2 separate regions of the Homo sapiens genome follow, and region 1 is linked to region 2. A link is a loop called in an ENCODE intact Hi-C map of the cell type or tissue named here. Cell type or tissue: heart right ventricle. All regions are shown on one strand. Links, peaks and the distances in the headings refer to the core of each region. The heading gives the core; the rest is flanking DNA.

What was found. A loop is a pair of places that touch in the nucleus more often than their neighbours do. Peaks named below come from ENCODE experiments on the same cell type or tissue, not always from the same donor. Only the 100,000 strongest peaks of a DNase experiment are listed, where the experiment ranks them.
Region 1: a loop joins it to region 2, with 5 times the contacts of the local background. A loop is called at or near these places in 16 of 110 quality-filtered maps.

The regions. Positions count from the first base shown.
Region 1 is chr2:238,968,224-238,972,608 of GRCh38, forward strand. No RefSeq gene overlaps it. Among named protein-coding and RNA genes, the nearest start is that of LINC01940, 44 kb to the left of the region's middle. In heart right ventricle, for the core only: no CTCF peak of the experiment used is centred there; DNase peaks (open chromatin) are centred at 2,438 and 4,068; H3K27me3 peaks cover 1,687 bases.
Region 2 is chr2:238,355,305-238,359,689 of GRCh38, forward strand. It overlaps TRAF3IP1 (TRAF3 interacting protein 1), which reads left to right. Exons shown (of 17, transcript NM_015650.4): 15 at 700-776. Among named protein-coding and RNA genes, the nearest start is that of TRAF3IP1, 37 kb to the left of the region's middle. In heart right ventricle, for the core only: a CTCF peak has its summit at 2,229 (motif pointing right); no DNase peak of the experiment used is centred there.

The sequences.
Region 1 (4,385 bases), core at 300-4,299, 610 kb after region 2:
GGCTGGGAGAGATTTCCAAGCCCTCTTCTTTCACATTGGACAAAGGACGTTGTCACTCTGAGCTGTGGCCATCTCCCTGCCTCGAGGATAAAGTGGGTGAAGCCTGAGGGCTGCTCAAGGGTTTTAATGACCTACATGAAATGGTGGCTTGATGGGGCCCATTGCGCTAAAGAGATTCTTATAAAATAGACACGGGGGCAGCTAGAAGCTTCGGGCTCCTCCGTGTCCAGTGGCCTTGGGCAGCCTCCCAGCTCCATGAAGCCTCAGTCTTTGCATCTGTGTAAAGGGGACACTCACTTCTGTCCCGCTTCATCCATAGAGTGATAGACACGTAAGCTAATGTGTGAGAGAACGCCCTGACAATGGGGAAGTTCCTACAAGTATGAAGCTTTGCTTGCAGATCTCAGAGAAAAGAACAACGGGTGGTTGTGGAGTCCTAAATTCCCTATTGCCATGTGTTTGCTCACTTAGAGGACAGTGAGGATGGCTTTGATTCCCCAACGTGAACCACAGTCATCGTTTCTTTACCCAGTGTGGTCAGCCCTGAGACTTGGGCTGAGGCTCCAATGCCATCCTGGGGGCTGGGCCTGCTGGAGCTCCTGGAACCCCGGAGGGAGTAGCCCTGTGCCCTGGGGGCCCCTCTGTCTCTGCAGTCTGACATCGTACAACCCCCAGCTCTCAGCCATGCTGACATTTGACCCTCAGTTCCTTCTCAAAATATCCCTGACAGTTCCCTGGATGAAAATGCAGTGGCATTCAATGAAAATTTATGTGACGGGCCCCAGAGGAAAGAGTCAGGGCCCTGATGGGTTTGTTTAAGCCCCACCCACCACCTCTGCTGACCCCAGCCCTAATGACAGGGTGAGCTCCCAGCTCCATCAGGAGTCGCAGTGGGAGGCTCAGCATGAGGCTCCGGTTACCAGCCGCCCGCAGCCTGCCAGGAGGAGCAAGCAGGGGTGGACACCAGTCCCCAGACCTCAGGCCCTCGGGGTCCGCTAGGGAGCTGCCTCCTGCACCCCTCCCTGCACCGCTGCACCATTCTGACGCTGGCTGCGGTCTGGCTTTTCCTTCCCAGACCTTCCCCTGATCAAAGCGAGTCCTTCTCAGGTGCCCGACCTGCCCAGGTGGCCCTGCACCCGAGGCCCAAGATCTGCCCAGTGGAAGGAGAAGAGAAAGGAGCTTCCTTGCCTGGGGTGTTGAGGACCCTGATGGGGGAGCCCCTCATCTTATCACCCATTATTTTGCAGGACTGAAAAGCTGCCTCCCAGCAATCCCATGCAGATGTGATCACCTAAGCAACATGGTGACCTGCAGAAGAAGAGAAAGAGAGGGAGAGAGGAAAGGAGCGTGATGTGCAATATCGGGATCTGTCCTCCGCATCTGTGACCTGCCCAGACGGCCCAATGGGACACTTGACCTTGCCTCATGGTGCTGTGGTCCAATGTATGACTCCAGCGCAAGATGAGCCTGAGGAAGGGTGGCACTTAGCTGGGTAGGATTTGTGCCTACGTGTGCCACATTTCTTGGATAAAAATTAAAATGGTTAATAACCTCCTAGAATAATGTGGAAAATCGGAAAGGATTCTGCAGGACGCAAGCGGCCAGAGGAGGCACACACAGCATCAAGCCCCAGATGGGGGCCCTACCTCGCTCCTCTTCCTCCCTCTTTCTCTTCCCTTTGGTTTTGTGGACTCCATGGGGCTTCTCCACCCCTTCCTCTGCCTTCATGCCATGTGAGAGGAGGGAGAAGGCTCATCCCCCCAGCATCGTTCAACAGTACCCAGCCCCAGTCACGCCAGGACCCAGAATTGATCAGATGCCAACAGAAGGCACTGAGGGTGCCTCAGGTAGAGGGCTTCTGGCATCTGGAGCGTGGCATGGGGAGAGTAGGAATTTGTGGGTGTCAGGTGGGAGGTTGTGGGTTCCCCCAAAGGGCTGGCTGGGAGGAGGTGGTAGAGCAGGTTTCAGACCTTGTGGGTGGACACCTAGGCAGGATTTTCCTGCCCCTGCAACCCAAGGGCTTTCAGGCTGAGGTTCAGATGGGCTCTTTCCCCAAGAGCACTGTGCTGGGTTGGGTCCCCGAGTCTCTGCATCAGTTCCTCACAGAGTTTCCAGTTCTCTGGAATCTCTGGAACCCCGGCCCCTGGAGTTCCCAGTTCTCTGGAATCTCTGCAACCCCGGCCCCTGGAGTTCCCAGTTCCCTGGAATTCCTGCCCCTACATCTCCGCTTAGCCAGTCCTTAGCCATCCTTCAAGGCTGGACACACAACCCTCACATGTACCAGGCAGACCCCAGCCCCATGCATGCCCACTGTAGACCATCGGTGGAGGCTCTCCCTCCTCCTCTCTCTCAATCACCTGCCTGAGGAGGCCGAAGGCCAGGTGTGACCAGCCAGGCTGACCTAAGGCCCCTGTGACTGTGCTGGGCTCTCCTCTGCCACCTAGTGGCCAACCCCTGAAACTGCTGCAGGCTTTGCCTCTGACTCAGGGGCTGACCACGTGGCCCCTTCCAGGTCACTGGATGCTCTTGGGGGCTCTTCTCCTCACCCTCCACATGGGCAGCATTGCTGACCTCAGTAGCTGCCCACAGAGGCTGTGCTGCTCTTCTGCGGCCGGGGTTGAGCCCTGGGTTCAGATGGGGGATGAGGGCTCTCTGTCCTTGACGTCAAGCTGTCTGATCTGTTTGCTCTTGCCACCCTCTGCTTGGTCTCTGGGGTGCCACCTTCTACCCAGCCCTCACTGAGTGTGAGGGCAGCCCGCTGAACAAATTGGAGGCACGTTCCTGGGGCCGGGCTGGAGTCTTGGGTGCCTCAGCCTCACACACATCCCAGAGTCAGGCCCCCCACCCCCGCTAGTTATCCACAAGGGCCCACAGGACACTTGTGCCTCTTGGAACCCCATCCTCCCAGGAATACCCCAGAAAGGCAGAGAGTGACCTTCATTTCATCTTTATTCAAAAATCTTAGTCTCAATCAGCAACCCAAGATGGCATCCCCCTCCGTTGTAGAAGGTCCTCCGAGTCCTCATGGGAACAGAATTCCTGATGCCTCCAAGTCCTTGAGGGCCTGTGGTCCTTGCTGCACAGCAACACACTTCTCACCTGACTAAGGACTGGGTTGGGGGCTCACTGCTCATTCCTGGAGGGGCCACAGAGCCTGGTGCAGCACTTGGTGTATGGGGGCAGATGGATGTGCAGCCAACCATGGCCAGCCATGCCCACTGCAGGGCTGCTTATGCCAGCCTCTGCCTCCCTTGTAGGACAGTGAACTCCAGCTCCAGCAGCCTCCCCCAGGACAGCTGCTGTCTCTGGCCACTTACCAGGGCTGGGCTCCATGGAGGTCATGGCAGATGCAGATCTTCCCACAGCTGGGAGGCTGCCAAGGCCAGAGGCAGGTGGAAAGAAGCCCATCACCTGGGCAGAGGCCCCCAGGGCAGATCCTGGTACTCACCCATAGCCCCCTGCCTCCTGTTACCACAGGCTAGACAGGGATGCTCAAAGCCCCCAGAATCTGCTTCCTCGCTGGAACCGAGCCTTGTGTGAGGCCGCTAGCGGACTCTTAATGTCCAGCAACCCCCATGTCTCTGAGCCCGGAGTCAAGTCAAGGAGCATGCAAGCCCCAGCCTGAGAAGCTTCTAGGCACCCTCAGGCCCCCATCAGACAGGGGGAGATGTCAGGGTCAGGAGGAGTCCAGAGGTTGCCCAGCAATGGCCACCTGAGCAGGGACTGAAGTCCCTGTGACTTGCATGACTAGACTGCCTGTCCAGAGAAGGTTCCCCTCACCCCAGCCTTGCCCCCAGATGCTATGACGCGCCGGGATTCTGCCCATCCCCACACCTCTGGTGTGTGCACCAGCTGCTGCAGAAGCAGACCAAAGGGGAGCAAACACGTGTTGTGCTGGTGTCACACAAGGCTCCCTGTGCCCTTCCACAGATGGACGGGGTGGGGATGTCAAGAACACACAGCCAGTCAGGCAGCCCCAGATCCTGTGCCCGTGCCTCACTGCTCAACTCTGTGGCCCCCACAGTGAGGGTGTGAGGCATGCCACCTACATGGGGCCTCATGCAATGTGTCTCTGTAGGGATGTCCCAATGCACCAGCTGCAGAATGATGAGCACTGGAAGACTGCCCCTCCCAGGCCCCCTCCCTGAGACCCGGATCTGCCTGCTCTCACCAGGAAGACGTCCTTTCCGTGTTCGATGGGTTGGACTGAGGAGGGGTGGTCAGGACATATCCCTCGGCTGTACACACCTGAAAACACACCCCTTCCAGCATCCAGCTCTGCAAAAGTGAACCTTAGGACTTCCTCCACCCCACTAACAGCACTTTGGAGAGAACTATGTCCACCACTTGGCAGGTTTCAACTATTTGAGAGTAGCATCTCGATC
Region 2 (4,385 bases), core at 203-4,202:
CAGTAAAATAGGGCTTATACTTACATTTGAAAAACAAACAAATAAATAAATGCATATGCATGTGCATGTGTATTTACTGATACCTACACTTATTTCCATCTTGCTCTTTTTAATTTGACAGCAGATGCAGGCTTTCATTTTGCAGCAATGCAGAGAAACCATCCTCATTTCCTTCATAGCCACGTCGTCCTCCACCGTGTGGACGTACCCTCGTTTATTCAGTCAGCCTCGGGCTGATGTATGCTTGGGTGAAACACTATTCCAAAAAACTTCACATGATATTTATCCCATGAGTAAATTCTGAAAGAAGTGGAATAGTCTTGCCCCAGTGTAAAAGAAGTATCCGTACTTAGAAGCATTTCTTGTTATTTCTGTTTGTAATAAATGGCTATATTTTTGGATGTCAATCTACACTCCTTCTTAATCTTTGAAAATAGAAAATCTATTTTATTTCTAAAGCTTTTTACTTTTCAAGGAGCTGATTTCCCTGAAACACTTTGAAATGTGATAATTTCCACTACCAGCTGTCTATCACTCTTGTGTACTATCTCCTTAACAAATAAAGATTATTTGAAACTGTTTCAGCATAAAAAGAGATAGGATAAAAACTTAGTGTTTTTCCCACCATCCCACCCATTTAGAATAGGTTTTTGGGATAGAGAATAAACTTTTAACATAAAATCACTGATTTTTCAACAGGTGGACTTGTGAAAAAAATTTTGGAGACGAAGAAAGATTATGAGAAATTGCAGCAGTCACCCAAACCTGGGGAGAAGGTAATGGAATGATTTCCATAAACACTGGCATTTTAGCAGTCTGTTTCATGCATTTACAGACTTTTACAAGTTGGAGCATCTTTCAATATTACCATTATCAGTGATGTCTGTTTGCATATTTAAATGCCATTCCTGGCCAGGCATGGTGGCTCACGCCTGCAATCCCAGCACCTTGGGAGGCCAGCGCAGACAGCTTACCTGAGCCCAGGAGTTCGAGACCAGCCTGGGCAACATGGTGAAACCCTGTCTTTACAAAAAATACAAAAATTACCCGGGTGTGGTGGCGCATGCCTGTAGTCCCAGCTACTTGGGGGGCTGAGGCAGGAGAATCGCTTGAACCTGGGAGGTGGAGGTTGTAGTGGATTGAGATTGTGCCACGGCACTCCAGCCTGGGCAACGGAGTGAGACCCTGCCTCAGAAAGAAAAAAAAAGCCATTCCTCCCTCCTCCCAGTTGGGAGGATATAAAGTGTGGGACTTCCTCTGTGGGGCTACTTCCCTGGCCTGGTATCCAGCCCCGTCTTGGGAGGGGGCAGCGGCTTACTTGGGGAGCTCAGGAGCCAAGAGCCAAAGGCCTGTTGGGCTCTGACTCCCTGACTCTCCCCTTCTGGCCTTGCCCATCCCTTCTCCCAGGTCCTGTTTGCAGACTGGGAGGCTGGCTGCCTGATCCTGGCTGATTGCAAAGTAAGAGACTGGGAATTTTTTTTTTTTTTTTTTTGAGGTAGAGTCTCGCTCTGTCGCCCAGGCTGGAGAGCAGTGGCATGATCTCGGCTCACTGCAAGCTCCGCCTCCCGGGTTCACGCCATTCTCCTGCCTCAGCCTCCCGTGTAGCTGGGACTACAGGTGCTCGACACTGCTCCTAGCTAATATTTTGTATTTTTAGTAGAGACGGGGTTTTACCGTGTTAGCCAGGATGGTCTCGATCTCCTGACCTCGTGATCCACCCACCTTGGCCTCCCAAAGTGCTGGGATTACAGGCGTGAGCCACCGCGCCTGGCCGGGAATGTTTTTAAGTCTTTTTTTTAAATACATGTTCTATTGTACCTGGTTCCCCGCAGTCTCCCTCACACATGTGTGATGTGCTTTTGTTGGGACCTGTGGCCTCTTGCCAGCCACTACCCTTTCCTTGGGCACATGACCACTAGGGCGGGCACCTGTGGGCCAACAGGGTGTGTCTCAAATGCCACAGCCAGGTTTCTCTTACAGTCACTTTAAAGAGGAAGAAGAATTTTTTTTTTCTTTTAAACAGAAGTTTCTTGGATATTTAGCCTAATAACTCAACAATTTAAAAAAGTTTTATATATAGGGATGTGTGCACACATACGTACACACACATGCACACATATATGTATTTCTCCCCAGCTGAATTAATGGTTGTTTTAGATAATTTTGCTTAACATGTCCTAGTTTGTCACAAAGCTAGGGCCTGAAATAGCCAATGAGAACTGTGCAATTGAGACTAACAGTAGAGGGAGCCCTTTTAACAATAATAACTGGAGAATGTTGTCGGCGGAGGCTTTGCTGACAGCACCACTGTTTGCCTTGCTGAAAGGAGAAATGCCTTCTGCAGTTTGTTTTTTCATTGATGGAATGTTAATACATTATAGTCCTTTCTGTATGCATGAGGGGTTGTCCTGGTGTCCCTGGTGGTATTTCTGAGACCCAGTCGAAAACCCTGAATGTGTCCCTCCAGGCTCCTAGTGGAGGTCACCTTTGAAGCCTCCATTGGTTTCAATTTTATAGCTATGATTTTTACGCAAAGCATATTAGGATTGTGTTTCAAAGTCTCCTTGGAAGAGTAAATTATTTCAGATTGGTAAATCTTTGGGCTTCAGAAGATGAAAGGAAAAGTGTCCTTTTTTGGTAAACATCTGCTGTTTTGAAAAAGAGTGGTCAGTGAGAACTTCAAAGTCAGGGTTGATGTATGTTACAGTTAGGGGAAAATCAGCAAGTGTCTGTATGATTTTCTTTAGGATATTGATAAACATCAGACTTAAATTTAACTTGTTGGTCTTCTTAAAACATTTTTGTTACATTTTTTTTTTTTTTTGAGTCAGAATCTCGCTCTGTTGCCCAGGCTGGAGTGCAGTGGCGCGATCTCGGCTCACTGCAAGCTCCGCCTCCCGGATTCACGCCATTCTCCTGCTACATTTTTTTTTTAAATAAATAAAAATGTGGCCAGGCGCAGTGACTTACACCTGTAATCCCAGCACTTTAGGAAGCCAAGGTGGGCGGATTGCTTGAGGCTATGAGTTTGAGATCATCCTGGCCAACATGGCCAATCCCCTTTCTACTAAGAATGCAAACATTAGCTGGGCATGGTGGTGCACACTTGTAGTCCCAGCTACTCAGGAGGCTGAAGCACAAGAATCGCTTGAGCCCAGGAAGCAGAGGTTGCAGTGAGCTGTGATTGCACTGCTGCACTCCAGCTTGGATGACAGAGCAAGCCTGTCTCAAAAAAAACATGTAGGAAGAGCCAAAGTCCTTTTTCCCCCTGCCCCAGTCCTGTTCCCCCGAGGGCAGTCCCCAGGATGAACTTGGTGTGTATCTCTACTTTGGATGTGCCTCGTGGTGTTTTTTGAGTTTCTAATGTCACCCTCGTGTTGATCTGTTATGCAGGTTGCTTTCTTCATGCAGCATGTTTCTCTCTCTCATGTTTTGATACATGTAGATGTAGTTTATTCATTTTAATTGAAGCCTTATAGTCCATTATTTGCTTATTAATTACTCTATTGATGGACATTTAGGTTTTTCAGCCATTTCCTTTCATAGACAATGCTTCCATGGCTCCTCTCCATGCCTCCTAGCATTCAAGAGCCAGTGTCTCTTCCAGCAAGAATCAGGCCACTTTCTGTAAAGGGCCAGATAAAAATACTTCAGGCTTTTTGAGCCAGATGGTCTCTTGCAACTATTGAATTCTGCCGATGTGGCATGAATGCAGCCGCAGCATTAGACCATGTAAATGAGCATGTGTGGCTGTATTCAATAAAACGTACTTTACAAAAACAAGGTCCAGGCTGTGGGCTATAGTTTACTGATTTCAGCTTTGGGGGTTATGCCCAGGCTTAGAAGTGCTGTGCCAGGAAGTACACAGATCTTTAGTTTCACCAGATAGGCCACTTTCCTCCTCAAAGTGGCTGTACCAATTTATTCTCCCAGTACAATGAACATCTGTTTCCAAACATCCATGCCAACGACAGTCAAGATAGTGAACACACTCATCACCCTCCACAGTGTCATGTGCCCTTGGTGAGCCCATCCTCCAGCCCATCTCCATGTTCCCCTTACCCCACGCCCCAACCCCAGCAGCCACCCCTCTGCTCTGGTTCACTGTGCTTTAGTTTGCATTTCCTAGAATTGTGTTTAAATGGAATCATGTGATGTGCACTCTTTGAGGTTTTTTTTTCAGTCTGGCCGTTTTTACTCAGCATAATTATTCTGAGATTTATCCATGTTGTTGCAGCGTGTATCTATAGTTTATTTGTTTTTATTGCTGAGTAGTATTTCATTGTATGGATATACCACAGTGTGTTCATCCATGTATCAGTTGATGAACATTTGAGTTGCTTCTAGTTTGGACTATTATAAATAAAGCTGCTGTGAACATTAAT